Linked DNA regions of Mus musculus: region 1 is linked to region 2. A link is a loop called in an ENCODE intact Hi-C map of the cell type or tissue named here. Cell type or tissue: heart. All regions are shown on one strand. Each heading gives the region's core, and the rest is flanking DNA. Links, peaks and the distances in the headings are about the cores only.

Region 1 (8,327 bases), core at 94-8,093, 440 kb after region 2:
AGGCTAAGGCCACTGGAAGCAACTAAACAGTCCTCCCTCACACACTCATCCATGCATCTTTAGTCAGCAGCTGTGAACTGCAGGCTTCTGGTTACGGGATCATCAAACCCCCACATCACTCTTCCCTCAAGCTCCCCTCGTTCTTTTCTTTTATTCTTGAGGGTGGTGGTGGTGGGGTATATGTGTAAGACAAAGATCTCAGTTTATAACCAAGGCTAGACTCTACCTCTCAATCCTCCTGCCTCAGATTCCCAAACGCAGGGACAGGGGTCCAATCATCACATTTGGCGTTCTACTCACTCTTCATGGGCTGTGATTTCACCATACACCACAGTTGCTTGTAAGGAGTTACCCAGACTGAAGTGACTGAAGACTCAGCTTTTTCTTTCCTCCTTTCTCTCAGTGCTAAGCCAAGGTAGAACTCAAGCCTAGTATATGTGCTAGCACTCTACCACAGAGCTCCATCAGCCCCTCAAACTAAATGTCTATCTCTATCAATAAATCTATATGGGGAAAAAATCCACTAAAACCTAAAAGATAATGCTGAGATGGGTTTGTATGTATTTGGAGCAAGACTTAGCAGAGATTGAAACACTTGAAGCTGATGGTAGCTGGTGGCCTCGGCAGGCCCCATGGTAGCATGCCTAAATCTACCCATGACTAAACCCACAGTGGCAAGGACCAACACCATGCACTCTCTTGGACCCTGGATCCACAGACTTTTGTTAAGAGAAATCACAATTTAATAGCCCCTTCTGGTCTTGCCACACTATTAAGCTTGGGGACTTAACAATGTAAACTTTTATTGTACTTTTGCATTCAAGGCCAAGCTGAAATTTCTTTCTCCCTGTGGTGTGTGTGTGTGTGTGTGTGTATGTGTGTGTGTGTGTGTGTGTTTGTGTGTGTGTGTTTGTGTGTGTGTGTGTGTGTGTCAAATCCCAGCAACCACATGGTGGCTCACAACCACCTGTAAAGTCTGAAGACAGCTACAATGTACTCACATTGATAAAATAAATAAATCTTAAAAAAAAAAAAGAAACTAGCTTTTGTTACAGGGGTAGAGATGTTTCTTAAAGAGCAAGTAAAAAATCACAAGGCAAACAATGCTACAATAGAAAACATAGTTCAGGAGAGGGACTTCCAACAACTAACATTAACCCGACAGCTGATGGTACAACCTCAGTCCATGCAACTCTGTATGGAAAGGGATCAATCTGCAACATAAGGATATACTGAGAGGTAAATAAAACAAGAGTATAAGTAAACAAGTAAACAAAGAAAGGAGGAAGAGAAAGAAATAAATTGTAAAAAAGGAAACAAAACAGAAAATTGTTACTATTGCCTTTCAAGAGAGGAATGCACTTGACTCCTGACTTGCCAGCAGTCAGTAACACTACCCATTCGAGAAGACATTTTTATTAAAGATGAGACCCAACAGATAAACATTTGCAACCAACCACTTCCGATAACAAAGTATTGGCTTTGACCCCCACTTAAACAAAATGAGCAGTCCTGTCAAATAAAGGGCATTCCATTGGGGCTTTAATAGAATATAGTGATTTTTCTGTAAATTTTCATCTTGCAGTAGAAGCCTTGTGGGAATTCTATTAAGTACCTCATAATGTCATCATAAGTACCTTATTTTTTTTCCTATTGTTTCTTTCCTAGAGCCTAGCATATTCTCTGGTCCTTTACAGATGTTTATAGATGAGAGCACTGTGCCTTGGTGCTAGCAGTGGTGGCAGTGACTGAGCCCTCCGTGTGTGGCTATCACTGGCTCTCCTGTGACCACTTACCACCTGCCTCCTAGCTTCCAAAGCTTCTTGCACACCTATTATTTTTGGCATACACACACTTGCCATTTTGTATCAAGAAGAGTTCTGGGTTCTAGGTCACTTGGACTTCCTGCTTCACACCTGGCTGAACTGTACAGTGGCTCCAGAGCACACTTCTAAAGCCCCAGATGGCATTTCTGCCATTGGCTTGTGTGACACAGGCCTTTAAATTGTGAGTGATAGCACCACCTTGCAGGTGGTATTACACTGGAATGATTGCTCTTAAACCCACAGGAATTTTGACTGGTGTCAGGGAGCCTCACACTTTAGGGCAAACACTCTAGCTTTGGTGAAAAGCACAGATGTAACAGCATAAATATGGCCCAGGTAGAGCTCAGGATAGTTAATTTAAGTGGAATAAAACGTAGGTGCAGAGCACTGCCTCTGTACTAGGCTTTCAGACTGACATCATAAAAAATAGTCTAACCCAGAACAGGAAGGGTTAGATGGGCTTTGCTGAGAATATTTTTATCTCCCTCTAACTACACGCCCTGTTCCTTTAAGGATTTGTGGCTGATTTTGACTAGGTTTCTAACCAATGTTACGAACACAGCTCCTCTAAAGCCCATGCAGACTACTAACCAGGTGCCCACATCTGGCCCCAGACCCCAACTCTCTTGTATTGAAATGGAAGGCCTAGAACTCAAAAGGCAGCAGGAGAGTAGCAGCATTCAGGATGAGTCAGCAGAGACCCAGGTAAGACACAGATGCTCACAGGCACATTCTTATACATCATTCCAGTCTACTTAAAAACCATTATTCAACAAACATTTTTATGTGCACTAGTGTTTTGCATACCTGTATGTCTGTAAGGTTGACAGATTCCCTGGAACTGTTGTTAGACAGGTTTGAACTGTCACGTGTATTCTGGGAACTGAACCAGGATCCTCTGGAAGAATAGCCAGTTCTCTTAACCACTGAGCCACCGCTACAGTCCTGCAACATGTATATTTACACCTAATACGTGCCAGAACTTTCCTAGGTACTTTCGATGGGGAGTGGGGGGATGACTATACCCCCATTACATTACATTCACACAAAGTATAATGTATACTCTGCTCTTGTAGCAAGGAGACATTTAAAAAAGAATGGGACAGACATGTACAAATAAATCTCTGAAGACAGAAATCTCACATCTGGGAGATTTTCTCTGCTATTTCCATCTTGCATTTCCTTCTGGACAGAACTGGAAACATGTCAGTAGAGATGCCTGGAATTTCAGTCAGATAGAAAGAGCTGGTTTCACTGTGAGCTGGTACTAGGTATAGTGCTTCACTTAAAGGCCCAGGTGCCCATCTTAGCCAACAGTCTCCCCAGCTACAGACCGTATCCTGGAGAGGAGGGGCCAGGCTCTATGTCCCATTCCATTCTCAGCATGTGACCAAGTCCCTGCAGGATGGTCAGTTTGTTGAATAGATGATTGGATCCTGTGAAAATAGCTCTCCACAAAGGTATCTTGCTTACATACTTAGGCTACAAATGCTCAAAAGGGTGGAAAGTTATTATTACATTTTAGTAATTCTGAATTCAATGGTGAATCTAAAGTTATCACTTGTATATTTTATTCCTATTTTATGCACTCTTAAAATCCAAGTGGGGCCAGGTGTAGTGGCATATTCCTTTAGTCCCAGAATCTGGGAGACTGAGGACGGTGGATCTCTGAGTTAGACAACAGCCTTGTCTACATAGTGAGTTCTAGGACAGTCATAGGTACATAGTAGACTGTATAAACAAAACCCAAATGCAAATTTTACAAATTTATCTCTACTTCTCCCTCAACAAAAAAAAAGCCTAAATATTTTACTAAAAATACCAATCTATTACATTTATCACCAATCCCTTATTAATAATACTTAAAAATTCTGAAAAAACTTTTTCCCCCAAGTCTGTGACAGAGATGGACTTACACTGTGTACACATAGCTTATGCCAGTCACATTCTTGGTTCTTTTTTTTTATTATTTTCTTTATATACATTTCAAATGCTATTCCAAAAGTTCCCTATACCCTCCCCCCACCCTGCTCCCTTACCTACCCACTCCCGCTTCTTGGCCCTGGCATTCCCCTGTACTGGGACATACAAAGTTTGCAATACCAAGGGGCCTCTCTTCCCAGCGATGGCCGACTAGGCCATCTGCTACATATGCAGCTAGAGACATGAGCTCTGGGGGTACTGGTTAGTTCATATTGTTGTTCCACCTATAGGGTTGCAGACCCCTTCAGCTCCTTGGGTGCTCTGTCTAGTTTCTCCATTGGGGGCCCTGTGTTCCATCTTATAGATGACTGTGAGCATCCACCTCTGTGTTTGCCAGGCACTGGCATAGCCTCATACGAGACAGCTATACCAGGGTCCCTAATAACAAGGTGGTGCCCCAACCCCATTAACATCAATCTACAGCACATAATTCACCCGTAAAGAGCCTATATTACAAGATTCCCAAGGACTTTAAATATAGTATGAATACCACAAACACAAATAGATACCATGCTGTGCTCTACTGCCACCTTCTGACAGCAACTTAGAACTACAAAATTGTGCATTTGAGAGAGGCAAACCCTGTTTGAAGTAGTTCTGATAGATGAGACACTACCTCAAATGAGCAACAACAAACTATTAACATGTGATCAGTGTCTGAATGTTTTATATTGTATAGAGCTAAGAACTCACTATGACTTAGTGAGCTGAGTTTATTCCAAAAGCAATTGCTGTGGAAATCCCTCTACCAGTGTAGAATAACCTGCAACATGTTGCACATTGTGTGTTCCACTTACTGTACAGAACTTAGAAACTGGATTGCTTTTGATTCACTGTAGCCAAGGTCCTTGTAGACATGGCTAACGCCTGGTAAATATTACAGGTCTGTGGTTGGGAGCTACTTCATACTCATACACTGGGTTGGGCTGAAAGCTATAGACCAGGGCTGATACCATCACTGTCCAGAACTACTCTGACCATTTCTACTGGAGCACCTGCAGTCACAGGACAATCTACACCACATTCACAGGCAGTGATGGTCTCTTAAACAAATGTAGAGCACAGCAGCAGCCTTTGGGAGTACTTCTATCTTGTTCACAGCCTTCTGAAGATGGAGAGTGCATCCATTATGTAGGTGTATCTTGTTTAGAAGTACTTTGACACACTTTTCTACGTACCCTGGAGAGCAGCAGTTCTGTAGTACACACACATACAAAAAAACCGTGTAAAAAGCTGGGCCTAGTGGCGCACTGCTTTGATCCTACTACTCAGGAGGCAGAGGCAGGCCAGCAGCCTGATCTATAGTGCAAGTTCCAAGACAGCCAGGGTCACACGAAGAAACCCTGTCTTGATAAATCAAGAGAAAAAAGGGAAGTGTGTAGTAAACAGTTGTGTGTTAATATCACTGTGCAGTTTTGAGTTGGACTTTAAAAACTGATATGGTTTCTGTACTAAAGCTGTTTTAGACCTTCCCCATCTCCAAGAAAACATACTAAGTGAATCACAAGGATCGACTGTCAGTCTGTGAGGTGCATTGTAACCAAGCTCAATTTGCTACTCGAGAATCAGAAACGCAAGCAGTACTGGGCTTTAGAAACCTCAAGCCCTGCCATTCTTACTGTCACTGTGCTTCGAGAGAGAGAGAACATGGTCAGTTTGGAGCTCAGCTGTGATACCATGGCCTGTGGCTCTCCAGTCCCACACGAGCTGAGATGTTTGGCAACACACGATCAATCTGGAGTCTGTAACGATTCCGACACTCAAAGTGTTTGTGTGTTGTCATGACGGCCCTTCAACAGTTTTGGATTTTTAAGACCATCGCAGATCTCAGATTTTCAAACTAGGAATGTTCAGTTAGTCACTTCTGTCCACAAGTTAAATCTTAAACTTGTATTTTGGTCTAAATCCATCAGCTTGTGATTCGGTAATGAGGCTGTCCCCTGCCTTTTATTATAGGACATTTTCCTACCCAATTCATCTCACCATGCGGTAAGCACAGTGGTTTATGATTATCCATCTTCCAGATGAAGATGCAGAGTAGCTGTTTCTACTCCCAGCCCCTTAACAAGACATTGACCTGTTGTAGATAGAAGCTTCCAAACTGGTGACACTCTGCAATTGGTGTAATCCCAAGGACACAGCAGAAAAGAATTAGTAAACTTGAGCAAACTTCAGTCTAAACATACATAATGGCTTGTCAGGGGTAAAACTGATAATTCTGCAATTAAGTTAGTGAAATTTGTTCTTTAAAATGCTTTCACCCAGACACGAAAGTCATGTCTTTTTGTTTTTTTGAGAGAAACTAAAGAAACTTACAATTAATGGTAGCTTAGAACAAAAGCAGAGCCGTGTAATGATACCCCCCTTGAAAATAGCTGGCCAGATAAAAACATTAATGTTTAGTAATTTATGACTGTATTTAGGATATTTAAGACATTTAGGACCACAGACTGAGTGGCACCTATGGTAGGGAAATGCAAACTCAAACTTGCCATTTTCTGTCCTCTCCAGCGGGACTGTCCTCTCTGCTCCATATAATGAGTCACCCCGGTTTGCAAACCACAATTGGCCAAGACAAAGGGAAGCCAGAAAAAGCAGTGTAAATTAGAAAGCATAGGACAATATGCACCCTTCTCCTATTTCAGTATGAACACTCCAATAACCACTCCATTTCATGAAAGAAAAACATGAGTTACAATTTGAGTAAAAAGTACTTTTATGGGGAAAAAAAAAGACTGAGCGTCTTGCCTAGAAAAATCCTTTAATATCTCATGTTACCTAATACAGTAAAAGCCTTTTGAAATGCGTTAAGGATTCAGTTTGCATGGGAAATCCACCTGCCTCAGAATAGCTAGTCATCTTTTTCATTGAACGATTTTAAGTGGCAAAATCGTTCAGAACAGAAAAATATAGTATCTTCAATAGACATCTCAAGACAATAAAGTTATATTTACAGGATGCTGTCTATAATCAGAAGTCACCAAGAAATAAAAATAAACTATCATTTCAATGTCCTTTCTCTCAGCAGTTAGTTATGGCCACACACTAAAGACAGCCAAGAATCAAGGAAATGTGTTCCAGGTGAAATAAATTTCCCAGAACAATTCTCATAAAATAGTTTGTTTTTCTTTCCCCCTGAGAATCAAGTAGATCAATCATTGGATTGCATGAGACAAAGGCAAGCTCTAGATCCTCTATCATGTACGATCAAACTTCTGTAGGCATTTCTGCTTAGAAAAGCTAAAATGTACAAACAATAAAAACTAAATAGCAAGACACGGTGCTTAGTAGTACCACGGCAGAAATTTATGGTATTGGTAAAATATACATGTGACATTTGTGGGTAAATTTATTGCTTTTTTTTGATGGGCTATAGCACCACTCTGAAGAATAGAAGATGGTTAGGATTAACCAGTCTTTAATCACAATATGCATTTCTAGTAAAAGTGCTTCAGAAGGCGCGCTGAAAAGCCAAGAAACATCTGCATTCTGTTGTTAAGTGTTTCCAGCTTCACTTAACAGGCGAGGGGCAGGTCTGTCTTAGTAAAGTATGGAGCTGCCACTATCAGTCTGATGATTCAAATAGAAAACCAAGGGACTGAAGTTATTCAAACTTATAAAAATTTAGAACACTATAAATTTTCATGCCAAAAACATTTCAGATAGTTATTGCTTAAACGAGCAGTAGCTATACCTGTGAAATTTTCAAAATCATGATTGAGAAAATTTCTTTACTTGCTAAAATTTATGCTAAAGAAGAGAGAAATTGATAAGGGCTATATACTGTCTAGTCACTATGGAAAACAATTTCCCTCAGAACTATTTTGAAAACTAGTATCACCATGGTGATTTCAGGATTCAGAAATAAGAAGGAAACATCACACATGCTATATACAAAGTCAGCTAAATAACTGATAATTTTCAGATACCACTTTACTCAGTCTTTAGAAAGTATAATTTGAAGTAGATTTCCTTAATCTAAAAGTTATGAACAGATAAACTGCTATGCAGAAGCACAAAAGTATTTTAAATGTAATCTTCTATAAGAAGTAATTAAATTTCAAAGCCAAACAACCTAGTAGCAAGCAAGATTTCCTCTGACACTGGCACTGGCACCATCCACCAGCTTCTGTTTCTTCAGTCTCCTGGACTAGTCAGCATTCTCCATTGGTAATAGCCATAGAACAATGTGACACTGTCTCCCTTCAAGTAGCCTGACTTTCTAAAATGAATATTTCAAGAGTGGCATTTCTAAAAATAATTCTGCCCCACATATGCATGTCACTTCTGGAAGCAGCACAAGACCTCCAGCGAGAGTGGTGACACTCGAGAGTGCTATGCAAGCTGTAATACACCTGGCAGGTGAGGGCCTCAGATGCTGATGGCTGCCGTGGGAAAGAAAAACAAGAGTCTTACACTGTCGCCGGACATTTTACAAAGAAAAATGTCTTAATCTTGTTTTCAAGTTATAGTCACTCTCTCTCTCTCACTCTCTCTCTCTACTTACACATATATACA
Region 2 (8,327 bases), core at 128-8,127:
GGTGACAGTAATGGGACACATGTAACAGACAAGCAAAGGGGGCCTAACTTGGGGCAGAAGCAGCTGGAATGGGGAATGAGGTACAGAGAAAACCAGTGGGGGAGGGGAACAAATGAAAAGGTATAGTGTAAAAAAAAGAATAGCCCGTGTATAAAGATGCCACGAAACCCATTATTTTATATGCTGACCTAAAACTTTGATAATAAAGAGTCCTTGTCCTCCGTTTTCAAATTCAAGTTAGATATATGTGTGTACAGGTGTAGAACTGTGAGAAAAAAAAAAACAAGAAAAATCTTTGTCGTTACAAGTACGTCTTCACCCATTAGCAGCTCCGAAAGGAGCACCTACGTGCATCCTCTGAAACCCCAGGATAAAAAGTCAAAGGAAACATTGGGCAGCTCAATAGAAGGCTGCTTTGTTAGAATTCTCTCAGCCTGGCTTCCATTTCTAGCACAGACAAACAACCCTCAAAAGTCACCCTGGGTCGTGATGCAATCAGTCTAGTTCCTTGCCTGTGTGCTTGTTGAATTAGCTTCTTGCTTTGGGTAGATTTCACATTCGGCGTCTCCAACACTTCTTGACAATCCACCCACCACTCAGAGCATCCGGAACACACACACACACACACACACACACACACACACACATTTAAAATATATGTGATGTCATCTTTTAGTGACTTCAGAGATTCCTTGGAAAGAAGCCACAAGACTTATACGTGGTTGTAACAAACAGAGCTGTGTGACAAAGAGCCACCATCTGTCTGAATGTAGTTACAGTCAAGCTCATTAAGTTCCCTAAACAATATTATTATGTGTGCTGGCTAGTTTTGTGTCAACTTGACACAAGCTGGAGTTATCACAGAGAAAGGAGTTTCAGTTGGGGAAATGCCTCCATGAGATTCAGCTGTAAGGCATTTTCTCAATTAGTGATCAAGGGGGAAAGGCCCCTTGTGGGTGGGACCATCTCTGAGCTGGCAGTCTTGGGTTCTATAAGAGAGCAGGCTGAGCAAGCCAGGGGAGGCAAGCCAGTAAAGAACATCCCTCCATGGCCTCTGCATCAGCTCCTGCTTTCTGACCTGCTTGAGTTCCAGTCCTGACTTCCTTGGTGATGAACAGCAGTATGGAAGTGTAAGCTGAATAAACCCTTTCCTCCCCAACTGCTTCTTGGTCCTGATGTTTGTGCAGGAATAGAAACCCTGACTAAGACACAATGATCGCAGCTTTTGTTACACATGTTTGGATAGGCTGTGCGTTGCCTGAAAGGGACATAACTACCTAAGGTGGTCCTATTTATAACATAGGCACCATAGATTTGATACTTATAATAATAGTAATAGTGAAAGAAAGATGAAATTTCAAGACCTATAAGTCATATAAAGTACTCAGAAATTGCTGGTTGTTTGTGAGCCTAGAGGCTGCCTGGGGCTGAGAAAAAAGAAAAACAAACCTGGGTATGCCCCGTAGTTAAAATATTCCTGGGAACAGCTTGACCATAAGATAAAGAGGAATGTGAGGACATAACAGGGCTATCTAAACTGAGTCAACAACTCACAGAACTCTGACACCCTGCACGTACATGTAATTTTTCTGCTGATGTTTGAATAAGCCAATAGTGTGTCGCTATGCTGAATTCCACACCCCTAAGCCCCTTACCCCATAAAAACCCCTAGCTTTCGCGCCTCGGGGCCGACATCTGTTATCTCCTGTGTGGGATGCAAGTCGGTCCGGAGCTCTGTAATTAAACGACCTCATGTAATTAAGGACCATCAAGATGGTCCTTTGTGATTTTTTGGGTGCACGCCAAATAGGGAATGGAGTGGGGGTTTCCCCACTAGGTTCTAACAATAGTAAAAAAAAAAAAAAATCGTCCAGAAGATGGCAGTAAAGTATCTTGGTTTTGTTTGGGAGAAAAAATACCCAACTTTGAATCTGAGGAGATGGCTCAGTAGGTGAAGTGCTTGACGCATGAGCTTGAGGATTTGAGTTTGGGTTACCAGGAAACATAAATGTCAGTTCAGGGATGTGTATGTATCCCTGGTGCTGGGGGCAGAGGTGAAAACTAGAAAAAACAAGGTAGAGAGTGATTGACTTCCACACTCAGGTGCACAGCTAGCTATACATTCACATGCACACACACACACACACACACACACACACACACACACACCTGAAAATGTGCACACAAAAATTGTGACAAAGTTTTGCTGATTAGGATTTGTTTCTTTAAAAAACAAAACGCTAAACATTATTATAATGAAAATATATCATAAATTGAGATCAGCCAGACTCAAAGTTTATCCATCTTAATGAGCTAGACCAGTGGTTCTCAACCTTCCCAATGCTGCAACCCATTAGTACAGTTCTTCATGTTGTGGTGACCTCCAACCATAACATTATTCATTGATACTTCATACTGCTGTGAGTTGAATTGGAAAAATTTGACCTGCCCGATATCTGATATTTGATGCCTATGAAAAGGTCATTTAAGACCAAGGGGTCACGACCCACAGGTTGAGAACCACTGTTCTACGCACTTAAAAATAGCCATTCTGAAGGTGTGGAGTCTACACTGGGTCCAGTATAACACGTGGAAGGGAGAATACAAAAGGGTGTATATTAGTTTGATGAGGAAGAACAGAATGCAGGCTAAGGCCACGTGGCCATGGAAGAGGACGTAAAGCTAGCTGGTTTTCTAGTTAGGATTCTGACATGGATTTGGAAGTAGTGGTGGATCAGGGTGCAAATGCCTAAATCCATAGATGCACAAGGCTTTTAAGTAAAACGAGTAGCAGTTTCGTAAAACCGATGCATATCCATCAGGTTATTTCCAGTACCCACAACAATGCCAACGCTGTGGGAATAGTTGTTACACTGATTGTTGAGGGAGCAGTTACAAGAGGAAAGTCTGTATGCGTTCCTTACAAATGTGGTTTTTTTTTTTTTTTTTTTTTTTTTTTTTTTTTCCAAAATATACACGCCCTTGTGCTTGGTTGGATCTGACAGTGTGAAGTGCTGACTATACCACTCACGACCACTCAGAGCTGTGGTTTGGGACACAGAGCGATGATCATATTTGACTTTGGAAAAATCTAAAAAGCAGAAAAAAAAAACTGCAGGGCTAAAAAAAAAAAAAGTAGCTGGGGTGGGGGTGGGGGTCGGGGGAAGAGTGGGGCAGGGGGCGGGGCTGTGAGTGAGTGAGTGAGTGAGTGCTTGCTCAGTAAAGACACCAAAGGCAGGGGATGTTGCTATGCTGAGATCAGCAAAATTCAGAGTTTTTAAAGTGAACCCAGATGAGGAACGCTTGGGAGCCCACTGGGATCATGTGACTCCAGTTCAAGAGGACAGGTTCACCTGGGTCAGCAAGACTCCCACAGGAGAGGGTGGCAAAGCAGGCCACCACCGGGAAGGGAGGCAAAGGGGCAAAGGGTTCTTCCCAGTCACAGGGGTTAGTTTAAATGCTCCGGAGAGTCCTTCTGGAGGTTTGGTCCAAGCGGTCAAGAGAGACTTGAATGTCCTTGGGATCCGGAAATCACAAAGCATCCAAAGCCCCTCCCTGTCCTCCAGCCTGACGTCAGACAGAGAGAGCCAAGCCATAGGAGAGTGCTGTGACAGAGGTGACTGAGAAAAGGCCTGAAGTCACACGACCCACCCTCTCTTTCCCTCTCCCTGAACTGCTGCCAGGGGGCGCAGGAGATTTAACCTCGAGACAGAGGCTGTATTTACAACTAAATTCCCTTAGGCGTCATGTTTATTCCCAAGTGTAGCAGGATGCTCAAGAGCCCACCCAGCTCTTTAAAGTCAGGGGAATCGGTTCCTGCCTTCATTTTTGAAAATAGGCAGACAAAAATAGAACTGAATCTTGACAGCCTGTTTTTCCAAGTATGACGAACATGTTGTACAGAGTTCTTGACACCATAGTCAGCAGCAGATGTTGACAAATGAGATCTATTAGATTATGTTCTCTCTCCCTCTCTCCCCCTCCTCACCCCCCTTCTCTCTTCAGTGTTTCTCTGTATGGCTCTGGCTGCCCTGGAACTCTCTCTCTAGACCAGGATGACCTTGAACTCACAGATCTGCTTGATGTGATTAAAGGAGTGTCCCACTACTGCCTGGCTGTAGTTTACTCTCTTAAGTAAGTTTTTTATTGTTATGAAACAGATATTTATGAGTCTTCAGGCGAAAAAAAAAACCCTTTTGAGATTTACTTATTTGATTTATTTTTCTTGTTTGTGTGTGGGTGTTTTGTCTACATGCATGTCTGTGTACTATGAATGCGCTGGTGTCCATAGAGGACAGAAGAGAGCACTGGATTCCTTAGGTCTAAGCTGATATTAGTTGTCATCTGGAGTTACAGATAGTTTGAGCTGACAAGTGGGTGCTGTGTGTTGTGGGAGAGCAGTCAGTACTCTCAACTGATGCACCAGCTCTCCAGCCCCTAAAAAAGCCTTACCACATATCCTACAGCTAACTTTTATCTGATTTTTTGATCACTTTAATAATACTATGATACACTAAAATGATGGACTATTTTGTTAATACAGTTTATATTTTTAGGGTCCCTGTCATCAACAAAATCATATTCTGTTCCCTCCCTTTCTTCTTTCCTGCTTCCCACCCTGGCGTGTCCAGGGTCTTACTTTATAGCCCAGGCTGACCTAGAACTAAAGTGCTGTGAACATGTTTTTATTTTTTTATTATGGCTTAAAGGTAAACCTTCTCTTTTTTTTTTTTTTTTTTTTTTTGTCCCATCATGTCGCTCAAGCTGCTCTGGAACTCCTGGGCTCAGGTGACTCTCCTGCCTCAGCCTCCTGAGGCAGCCATCACAGGCACCAGCCCGTGTTCCCGGCTTGCTTATTATGTTGAATTTTATTTCACCTCGACTTGTTTGGAAAGTAATCTTCGTTGTCTACTCTGGGGTTCAGGGCTTTGATTTTTTGTGTTCTGTAGGGCATGAGTAGAATAAACCACTTTGGAGCCACGAAGATTCCTGGTGGGAACGGTGTCCCCACCTGCACAGTGTCACTGTCAAACTGGAAAAGGAAACGAAGCAGGAGAGCTCTGAGTTCCTTCCCTTGGTTTTGGAAGTAAATGAGAGAAAGCAGGAGCATCATTGAAGCGTAAGCCTAGTATGTGCTTAGTAAGGAAAAAAGATAAAACATTTATTATTTTGTTGGAGACCAAACATTAAGCGTTTGTTAACAAACACATGTAAGAAAAAAAAAAAAAAAAAGGGTTGAGCGATTGAATGACCCAAACTTGAGCTTTGGTTATACACTGTGTGGTGCTGGTGACCAGCATCCTAGCAGCTCAGAGAAGAGAGGAGCCGTCATGGATGTAGTCATAGTTGCCAGGGGGAATGGAGTGGGCTATTTAAAAGGAGAGAAAGCTTCAGGTAATTTCTGGCAGAAACAGTCTGAGATTTGGAGAGGCTGTGGCTAAAGAGAGCTTCTTCAGCACCCCAGATCTCAGGGTGAAGGCATAGCTCAGTGGTAGGATGCTTGTCTACTATGTGCTAGTCCCAAGGATCAACTGCCCCCCCCGCCCCGTCTCCTCCTCTAGCCAAAATAAATGGAAAACAACAACAATAACAGCAGCAGCAGCAACAACAACAACAACAAAAACAGAAACAAAACCCTTAAGAACTGCCCAGACATTTTTCATTGCTTCAAATCTCATCTTCCCAAAGAGGCCTCTGCTAATCGTTGATTCCCAAACCATATTTATCGTGCCATTTATTTATCTAAACTTTGTTTAGTTTCTGTGTCTTTAATTAAAAGAAGCTTGGTGAAACTAAAGGTCTTTCTTTATTGGTCCTGGTTACCACTGTTCTCAAGGACTAGAATTGAGCTATCCAATACTGGATACACGCAGTTATTTGACTGAAAGTAGAATTAACTGAAGTATAATGGATTTCCTCAGCGACTTCAGTCATATTTAAAGTGCCAGTCCATACATGAGGCTGGCGAGTACCATATTGAAAAGGAATATTAGTCAGCTTTCAGTCACTTAGACAAAACACCCGAGGTGATCAGCTGTATTCGAGTTCATGATTTCACTGATGAACACTTGGCCCCACTGCTTTGGGCCTGTAGCAATAAAGCACGTTATGAAGGCAGCAATGATTAAGGAGATTGGTATACTTCATGGTGGCCAAGAAGCAAAAGGAAAGAGAACGAGGGCTGGGGTCCCAATGTGCCACCCATGATTGTTACTGTTCGTTTATTCAATGACCTAGTTTCCTCCAAGTCTCATCTCCTAAAGATTCTATCACCTCTCAAAAGTGCCACAGATTGGGGACCAAGTGTCCAACGTGTGGACACGTGAGAGATTCTTATGGTCCAAATTCAGTGTCAGAGGACTTGCTGTGCGTGTACAAATACATTGATTTAACATTTAATTCCTCAGTTCCATGAAAATTAGAATAAAGAAGAGGAAAGCTTAGACTAGAGCAGACTCTATAGACATCAAACCTTAGCATCACTGTGGAAGGTTCTGGACAACACTGAGTTAGAGTAGTGATACATAATATACTCAACACATATTGAATGAGGGAATGTTCAAAGAATGTTGTTGAGGCTTGTGTTGTGTTCTGTAAAGATAAGGAGAATGAGTTAGACAACTGTAGGGGTTTAATTAGATATGAAATTACTTCATACACTAAAAACCTGACATTAGTGTGAATTATTATTGTTCTAAGTCAAGCTTCACTGGGTCTCATGAAACGATGGTTCAAATGTCACCAGCTCTTGCTCTGGCCCATAGTACACACATAGACCCACTCTTTCACATCTAATCTTGGGAGTCCTATATGACCCCTCTTGCCAGAGAGTAACTTGTCAATGTTGATGACTGGACCATTATTAGATCAAAAGTTATTCAAATTCATAATTTATATAGAAACCTTCAGGTTAAAAAAATCCAACTATCATCAAAGTATTTATGTTTCTAGAAACTCAGAACACTGCTTGATAATCATGTGTTCATGGAGGCAGTGCACTTCTCTTCCCAGGTCCACTTTCTTACCTTAGTCACGTGGGCATCAAGGCTCAAATGCAGCACACACAGAGACACACACACACACACACAAAGACACACACACAAACACACACAGACATACAGACACACACATAGACACAGACACACAGATACACACAGACACACAGATACACACAGACAGACACACAAACACAGACACAGACACACACAGACAGACAGACAGACAGACACACAGAGACACATACACAGAAACACACACAGACACAGAGTCAGAGACACAGACAGAGACAGAGACAGAGACACAGACACAGACACACACACTTTGAGGATTTCCTCAAGAGCACTCATTCATCAACCGTATGTATATGACAACTCTTAGTAAGACTTAGGCTGCACAAGAAGTCAGGGAAGGAAAATGGTAACCAGGTTGAATTTGGGGAGGTGAGGAGTGATGTTTTTTGTTGTTGTTGTTTTCAAGTCAGGGTTTCTCTATGTAGCCCTGGGTGTCCTGGAACTCATTCTGTAGATGAGACTAGTCTCAAAATTACCTAACTCTTTAATCCCAAGTGCTGAGATTAAAGGTATCCACCACCACTGCCCTGCTCAGGCTGAATTCTTGATGTCCCCACCTCCGTAACTCAAGAGGCCTCCTTCGAATATCCTCGATGTTCCCTTTGAGTGATGACATTATTTACAGACATTGGTATTTATAGGGAATAGCCCCTGTCATTTTATGAGACAGTCCAATGGTGGGCTTCAGTAACAGCTTGTGCCACCAGGAGGATGCAGAGCTGGCTCCATGCACTCTGACTGTTGGAGCTTGGGAGGTGGCCTGGCTCTGCAGAATTCACAGTCTCCACTGTGCTACAAGGACCTGACTCTGATCTTACCTTTTCTAGCTGTTTCCTTCAGGACACACATATGGTTTAGACACAGCACTTCTTTTATACTGTAAGCAGTTGATGGCCCAGAAGCGTCCAGTTTCTTTACCTCAAAGATAACCCCAAATCTGATGGCTCTTCTTGGTGGTTGACTATATGTGGAAGTAAGTAGCTGGGCACACCTGTGGGGGATTTTTAAAAAACCTTTTATTGATTCTTTGTGAATTTTGCATACTTAAATATAACAAATGCCTTTTAAAAAGAAATGGAAATGGGAAGCCTCACTTTTATCTTTTGAGGTGGGAAGATAGACCTTTAGTCCTTATCTTTGGAGCCAGGAAGGTCCATCTTTAATCTGTACCACACTTTCTGCTGCCAGCCTAGAGAAAAGACATGGAAGAAGGAAGCTGCTCTCACTTTGCCTGCTTGCTCTTGCCCTCACTAGTGA

What was found. A loop is a pair of places that touch in the nucleus more often than their neighbours do. Peaks named below come from ENCODE experiments on the same cell type or tissue, not always from the same donor. Only the 100,000 strongest peaks of a DNase experiment are listed, where the experiment ranks them.
Region 1: it touches region 2 in a loop (2.9-fold over the local background); 6 of 42 quality-filtered maps call a loop at or near these places.

The regions. Positions count from the first base shown.
Region 1 is chr14:56,960,585-56,968,911 of GRCm38, reverse strand. Zmym2 (zinc finger, MYM-type 2) reads right to left here. Exons shown (of 25, transcript NM_029498.4): 25 at 6,554-8,327. Among named protein-coding and RNA genes, the nearest start is that of Gm36789, 36 kb to the left of the region's middle. In heart, for the core only: a CTCF peak has its summit at 4,338 (motif pointing left); no DNase peak of the experiment used is centred there.
Region 2 is chr14:57,402,890-57,411,216 of GRCm38, reverse strand. No RefSeq gene overlaps it. Among named protein-coding and RNA genes, the nearest start is that of Cryl1, 8.6 kb to the right of the region's middle. In heart, for the core only: CTCF peaks have their summits at 1,886 (motif pointing right) and 3,686; a DNase peak (open chromatin) is centred at 3,576; H3K4me3 peaks cover 636 bases; H3K27ac peaks cover 801 bases.